3 separate regions of the Mus musculus genome follow, and all the other regions are linked to region 1. A link is a loop called in an ENCODE intact Hi-C map of the cell type or tissue named here. Cell type or tissue: gastrocnemius. All regions are shown on one strand.

Region 1 (2,500 bases):
GAAAAGAGCAGATTCTCCTAGACCCTGCAGAGAGGGAGGGGCAGCCCTACCCACACCTTCACTTCAGACCATTAAAGCCAGTACTAGATAGACTTCAGGCCCTCAGAACTGTCAAAAAGCAAACTCGTGATGCTTAAGCTGCTGAGTTCATGATAATTTGTTGCAGCCTCCACATAGCCAGATGACTTACACTTGGTATCAATACTGATTTCCATGTTGTGTTTGGAGTCCTAACTCAACTCTTTAACAACTGCCACCGGGAGCAAATGTTGAATAGCTTCTCCTATTCAAGGCCCCTTGTGTTTCACAGCTTGTAAAATCTAATGGCCTGCAAGTCAGCAATGGCCACACTCAGTCGAGCTGTGCTAGCCACATACTAGAAGCATTTGACAGAAAGTAAAACACACACAGCTGGAACGCACAGAAGCCCTCATTAAGTATTCTTCAATGAAGCCCAATTACCCTTGTCCTCAATAAAGCCCCCATTAACCTTGCTTGCTGAGGTTTCACAATCCACTTAAAAGAGTATTCTAACTGATGACGAAATGTCCTGGAACTGGACTGAGCCAGCAAGACTTAAGTCATTGACTGGTTAACCACACGGCCTTGGTCAAGCTATTTGTCCTTTGTATGACTCAGGAATCTTATCTGGAAGACAGAACCAAGTTTAGTGATGTTTACATACTTGCTCTATTAATTAAACATGGAGATAGAGTTCCTCCCATGTATTTGAAATGAATCAGTAGCCAACGAGTGAAAATTCAACACATGGAAATAATTATTTGATGATCACTCCTACTCGGGGAGCTGGAGCTACTTTCACCTCAAGCTATGCCTCTTTGATCTTCCGTTTCACAAACTACAAATATTTAGCTTGCTGGACACTGAAATGACCTCAACAGAGAAAGGCAGATGGAGAAGCTCCACGTTATGCCCCTGGATCATTGCTTTTGATGTCTGGATCAATGATGAGAGTTAATGGGTCTAAGGCATGAGCTCGCTGCTGTGTTACCTTCACGGGACTCACTACAAGGCTTACATTTCCTGTTCTTGTAGCAGGTCTCCTGTATTCGTGGTCATCTGGACAGACGAAAGCAAACCACCACTGAATTCCATCTAACTGTGAGCTACTGAAGCTCCACCTGGAAGCCCTTGTATTTATTACCTGTCAGCTGTGCTCACAGCAGCGAAAGCAAACCATTCTCTAAAGCTCAGTGAAGCAGGCGCACAGTGAGGCCAGTTGCAACAACAGTCACCAGTTGTCACCACCCCCAAGCGCCACCTGCTGCCACATCTGATATCACAGCTTACACTGATGATTCAGAAGGTAGACTGCATCACACCTTAGGGCAAACATCAGCTCACCTTATGACCATACATCTGGACAGACATCAGACTTGATTCCTTCCGGAGGAACTTTTTGCAGGGTGTGGTAGCTCCTGCTGGTAATGCCAGGATTTGAGAGATAGAAGGTGGAGAATAAAGAATTTAACACAAGCCTGTACTCCACAGGAAAACTGACTTAACAACAACACAAGGCTGGAGATGTAACTCAATGACTGACTGAGCAAGTGTTTGCCTAGTATGAATTGAGTGCCTACAAAAGTAACAGACAGACAGGCAGGCAGGCAGACAGAGAGACACTAGTCCCCAGCTATATTGCCTTAGGCACCAATACCAGCTACCAGCAGAAATAAACCCAATTAAAGGTTCTGATAAAGAAAACAAATAAGCCTTGATGCTAGCTACATTTAAGAAACAAAAACCAGAGCAGTAATAACATTCCCTTGCCAGGGACAAATAGATGGAGATTCAAATAACCCAGCATCAGCAAATACACATAATAGGCTTTTCTGGTCTATAGAGACCATGGTGAGACACACCAAAATCCTAATAGACTCACAGTTCAGAAAAAGAAGCCCAAGCTAATGAAAACCTTAGTGGTAATGGTTGCTAAGAATCTCTTTATTGTTATGATTGAAGTATAGGTTACATATCCAAATGCTATGGAGGCACCCACCCTGTAGCTGGCAAGATGCAAAGCCAAAGAGCTGCGCACACACACACACACACACACACACACACACACACAGAGACAGAGACCGAGAGACCCATCCACGTCAGTATGTTCACATCTTCTTCTCACTAAATGTAGTTAGAGCACAGAATGTTAATGCAGATAACAGTCTTGGATATCTCTAGCTAAATAGAAAAACAAAACAATCTTACAACATGGAGCCGCAAAGGACATACCACCAACATCTTTCCTTCCTAGAATCCCCAGCCTTCCATATATCAGATAAGAAGCAACAGGACAAAAGTCAATGCTTCCAAGGCAAGGAAAGAGCTCAAATCAGCAGGAACCTCACAGACATCAACTCTTGAGTTTTTAATTGCAATGCCTCTAGATATTTGCTGAGAATCACCCAAGTTACTAACTTAAAATTCAGTGAGTGAGTCATGGTCTACCTACTCCTAAAGCTCAGAGTCTAATGCGGTA
Region 2 (2,500 bases), 110 kb before region 1:
TACACACTAACTCCACTTCCGATAGCATCTCTGTCGGTTTGTATATTTCCTTAAAAAAAAAAATCAAAAGATATTTTCCAGCCCACCACCTTCCCAAGCCTCGGCAAGGCAAGAAATTTCCTTGTAACCTGGAGGCTGAGAGATCTAGCTCCATGAGAGGCCCTAGATCCAACAGCCACCACCAAGAAATAAAATAAAAATCAATGTGTACAATACAAATAAATTTGCTGCCCAGAGTTTTTAAAGACGCTTACCAACTTTGTTTTTACATAAATTTAAAACCGACATGACCAAGAATTTGAGATTTAGCTTAACTGGCGGGATGCATCACAGTGGAGACCTTGGGATGTATCCCCAGGAACACACAAAGTGACTCAAAGAGGCTACAAGTAGAATGAAAATTTGCCCCATTCATGAAAACCGCTCAGATTTCTGTTGGGGACAACTCAAGTAATAACACACAGCAAAAGAAAGGAAAAAAAAAAAAAAAGACAAAAGCAACCCTCATGCATTCTTGATTATTTTCACTAGGGCAATCACCTTGTAGCACTAAGAGAAGCAGCAGCCTGCAGAATAAACACTGTCTAGAAAACACTGGCAGCACGTGCTTCCTCCTGGCACCCTGTACGGAGCTCAGTCACCAGCTTCTCCGAGATGTTTTGGCTGGAAGACCTTATGGAGAGGTGAGTTTGGAGAAGGCATGTACTCCTAAAAATCTCAGTACCCAAGCCGTAAATACAGTTTCACCTTTCAAAAACCAACTCTAGGGAAGTCCGACAACCTCAAACTGAAACCACTTGTATGCGGGTTGTAGATTATACACTTGGAACTTCAGGGCTAGTAGCATCACACCGAATTTGGCGCATTTGTTGATTTGCCTGCCTTGCCTGCCCTACCGATTCAGAACCACACAGTCCCAGCAACCGCATTGCCACTAGGCAGTATCTAGTTTAGCACTGAAGCCCATCTAGTGAGTCATTCCCTTGACATCGCTTGGCGGAGGAAATCCCACTGGTGATCACAGAGCGCTCTGTGGAAGCCAAGCACGGCTTGCTCCTTGCCTACTTTTCCTGGAGTCCCACCATCTGGCGCTGCTACAACGCATCACCCTGGAGAAAATCTTAACGAACTGCCTTCCCACAAAGAGCCACACGTACCTCTCCTCCCAAAGGCAGCCTCCTGGAAAGTTCCTGACAAGTTTACGCGGGTCTCTGCGTGCAGCTGGCCAGCGGTTGGGAGTGGCCAGCGGTCCCCACAGGCCGCCTCTGGGAAGCACAGCCAGACGCAGAGGACACGGAGCTCAAGGGACTACAGGAGCACGGCCCGCGCGCCTCAGGCTGCACAGGGTTTTTGGAATGTAGGGCGTGGCCCTCTGCTACAGCTAATGAAGTGAGTCAGGCCCCGCGCAAGCCTAACCAATAAGCGCCTTCACTGTTGGTTAAGGCGGAACCTTCCATTCTTGATTTAGGACGAGTTTAGCAGCCTTCCACAGCCCCCACCCCAGTCTAAGCTTTTAAGAACTCGAGCAGTTCTAAAGTTTGAGAAACTTTCCTGAAGCCAGGATTAGTGGGTTTCTGCTGGTACAAATTCCCGAGGTGAGGCTGTACTGGATGCAAAGCGCTCTGAGACCTCCTTCAAAGCAGCCTTGAGAGCTGACCAGCAACTTAATGAACTGCAATGAGCCCTGGAACAGAGGTGGCCAGATTATAGGTGACCCTCCATGCAAGGCACTTGGTACTGTGCTCCTCAGAGCAGATACTCAGACAAGCTGAGTCTTGAATCTGGAAGTCCTCAGTTGTAGACAGCCATAGACTGGGCAGAGCTTGGTGACAGAGACCTGTAATCCCAGTTAGTCCAGAGGTAGGAGCAGGAGGCCTGCCTGGGCAATCTAGGAAGACTCTGACTCAAATGTTTAAAGAGGTTTTTGTTTGGTTAGTTTTTGTTTTGTTTTTTAAGGGGAAGGCAGGGCTAAATGTGGCTATGTGAGGAATCCTGGCTTAACATACATACACCAGGGGTCCCACCCCCTGAACTGAAAAGGAAGGAAATCTTAAGTGAATAAACTGGCTTTTAATTAAACATTTTTTATACTAAAAGTACATGGACTTTTAGAGCTGAAACAGTTGTTGGTGTTGTATGTTCTGAGCCTCTTAAATCAGGAGAAACTTAGGCGTATAGTTTAAGTTTCTTGCACTTGATATTATATAATTAAAACAAAAGGACTACTAGGAAAAAAAAGAATCTTAAAGGAGTGATTTTATTTAGGACAAAATTAAATACACTTAAACATGAATAAATTAAACATTCTAGATATTGTGGCTTAAACATCATACTTTAATAAAAACGTTTAAAAGAAACTTTAAACAGTTGAAATTTGACAAATTGTAGGAGACTGCAGAACTCTCAATTCCCTGGGTCCTGATCTATTAAATGCAAATTAATCACTAATACCGGCGGAGTTTCTGACGGGAAGAAAGGTGTTTTATTGGTTATTACTGTG
Region 3 (2,500 bases), 150 kb before region 1:
CAGCTGAACTAGCATCATACGTCACTATTATTTCATATTAAGGAAAGAACAAAGAAAAAAAACAGACAATGATCCATCCTGTTGTCAACTTGGTTGTGTTTTCCTCCACATCACTCCAGTCAACATTCAGGCCCTGCCTTGACCCCTCCTGTACCACAATCAGAACATTCACACTCGCTCTGTGTTACCGACATCCACAAGCCAAGCTGTGAGCTTACATCCTACTGCTACCCTGTAACAGGCAGTGGTGCCCCTTCAATGAGGGATAAACAGTGAGAATAATGTTACAGGTAATTAACAATTATCTTCCATCCGATAAGGATCCCTCTGGATTCCCTAAGGTGATGTCAAATATATCCTCCCCCCACCTTCTCTCACACAATATCAAAATGTCCTTAGAGATTAAATGTTTGATTTATAAAATACTTTTCTTTAAAGAACGTTTCTTTCTTCAAATATATTGTTTTGACTCTGAAGTATGGCTGTAAATGACCTATGAACTTTGGAAATCTGGTGCCATAATTAGCTCATTTGCCACAAACAGTAAAAGCAGCTATCTCAAAGCACACTTTGACTCTTTCTGCTGAAGACTACCATGTGTCAAAAGGTGATGCAGGCAGGCGGAGAATAATTTTCTAATTAATATAAAATCCTTTATATCCTATGTGTACAAAGTAAGTTTCCCTAGTCTACTGAGGAACAAAAATACCTACTGGTTGGTTATTTGAAACTCTTCCATTTCACTGAGGAAAGTCTACCACACCACACTTAACTTGACCCACGGAAGCCAACAAAGAACCTCATTTAGGGAACATGACCCTGGGGACTGACACCAGGTTTAAAATTAGCAGCAGCTCACAGGCCCAGATAGAAGAAATCAAGCTTAAGCATCTCTCCCAAAATACCCTTCTCGTGCTTCTTTGATAGCTAGTTAAGCTCAAACTATTTACAGACCAGGGACCATTTAAGGGGACTTCTGAATGAACGGCTCTTCAGGGCATGCTGTGGGCACCCATGGCACCACGGAAGCACCGTGTCCAGCTTGCCCCTCCTCTTCACTTCGTGGTCAAACGGGATGAAGGACTTCAGGGAAAGCAAGAACAGACCTCTCCCTCTGCACACCTACACAGCACCAGCTCTGGGGCCTTTCCAGGCAGCAAGTGTGCCAACTCCTAAAAATAAGCAACCATTCATTGGTTCTCTCCTATTAGCTGGGACTCTTTGGTTCTAAAATCTGGAAATCAAAACCATCTAATGCCCATTTTTCTGAACCCCTTTTTAACAGTTTTTAGAAACAAAAACAGAGACAAATAAGCTCCAAGTTCAGCTGAGATCCTTTCGCATGATGCAAAGTCTCCCCACAGCACAGAAATCAGGTTGCCAAGAGACTGCCTTTGAGCTAAGGTATGAGCCACCAGGGGGCAGCATAGCAGTAATGAGATGACAGGCTGCCCCAGGAGCCACCAGGTTTTTTTTTTTTTTTTTTTTTTTCCATTTTTTATTAGGTATTTCGCTCATTTACATTTGCAATGCTATACCAAAAGTCCCCCATAGCCACCCACCCCCTCTCCCTTACCCACCCACTCCCCTTTTATGGCCCTGGCGTTCCCCTGTACTGGGGCATATAAAGTTTGCGTGTCCAATGGGCCTCTCTTTCCAGTGATGGCCGACTAGGCCATCTTTTGATGCATATGCAGCTAGAGTCAAGAGCTCCGGGGTACTGGTTAGTTCATAATGTTGTTCCACCTATAGGGTTGCAGATCCCTTTAGCTTCTTTGGTACTTTCTCTAGCTCCTTCATTGGGGGCCATGTGATCCATCCAATAGCAGACTGTGAGCATCCACTTCTATGTTTGCTAGGCCCAGGCATACTCTGACAAGAGACAGCTATATCAGGGTCCTTTCAGCATAATCTTGCTAGTGTATGCAATGGTGTCAGCATTTGGAAGCTGATTATGGGATGGATCCCCGGATATGCTAGTGTCTACATGGTCCATCCTTTTATCTCAGCTCCAAACTTTGTCTCTGTAACTCCTTCCAAGGGTGTTTTGTTCCCACTTCTAAGGAGGGGCATAGTGTTCACACTTCAGTCTTCATTTTTCTTGAGTTTCATGTGTTTAGGAAATTGTATCTTATATCTTAAGCCACCAGGTTTTAAAGGACACGGAGTGTTCATTCCTCCCCAACAGGAGTTCAACCAGGTAGTAAAACTGCAAGACTTACAAGCTCTGTTTCCTGGGCCATCAACTGACACTCTCTTCCCAGTCCCTTTATGATTTTAACGTACATGTCATTAGCAATACAGTTCTTGTTATATAGCCGAGCTATCCTGCAATCTCACAAGACCATTTCTAGGACCCCAAGGAAGTATAAAAAGCCTAAATGACAGAGACCATCATTTCCTAGAGAGATTAGCCCTAAGAGGTTCATTGGAAATTCATCCTTGTCGTGTATAAAACTTTAGTAAGCTTTATCTCAGTACAATGAAATGAGACCATCAA

The links. A loop is a pair of places that touch in the nucleus more often than their neighbours do. Peaks named below come from ENCODE experiments on the same cell type or tissue, not always from the same donor. Only the 100,000 strongest peaks of a DNase experiment are listed, where the experiment ranks them.
Region 2: it touches region 1 in a loop (2.0-fold over the local background); 8 of 42 quality-filtered maps call a loop at or near these places.
Region 3: it touches region 1 in a loop (3-fold over the local background); 22 of 42 quality-filtered maps call a loop at or near these places.

Annotation. Positions count from the first base shown.
Region 1 is chr19:32,319,245-32,321,744 of GRCm38, forward strand. All of the region lies in intron 2 of Sgms1 (sphingomyelin synthase 1), which reads right to left. Among named protein-coding and RNA genes, the nearest start is that of Sgms1, 68 kb to the right of the region's middle. In gastrocnemius, a CTCF peak has its summit at 1,285 (motif pointing left); a DNase peak (open chromatin) is centred at 1,277; H3K27ac peaks cover 2,187 bases.
Region 2 is chr19:32,209,671-32,212,170 of GRCm38, forward strand. The region is part of intron 5 of Sgms1 (sphingomyelin synthase 1); the gene reads right to left. Among named protein-coding and RNA genes, the nearest start is that of Asah2, 110 kb to the left of the region's middle. In gastrocnemius, a CTCF peak has its summit at 1,245; DNase peaks (open chromatin) are centred at 629, 1,068 and 1,297; H3K4me3 peaks cover 2,001 bases; H3K27ac peaks cover 2,500 bases.
Region 3 is chr19:32,168,943-32,171,442 of GRCm38, forward strand. All of the region lies in intron 5 of Sgms1 (sphingomyelin synthase 1), which reads right to left. Among named protein-coding and RNA genes, the nearest start is that of Asah2, 67 kb to the left of the region's middle. In gastrocnemius, a CTCF peak has its summit at 1,389 (motif pointing right); DNase peaks (open chromatin) are centred at 1,140 and 1,414; H3K4me3 peaks cover 997 bases; H3K27ac peaks cover 1,874 bases.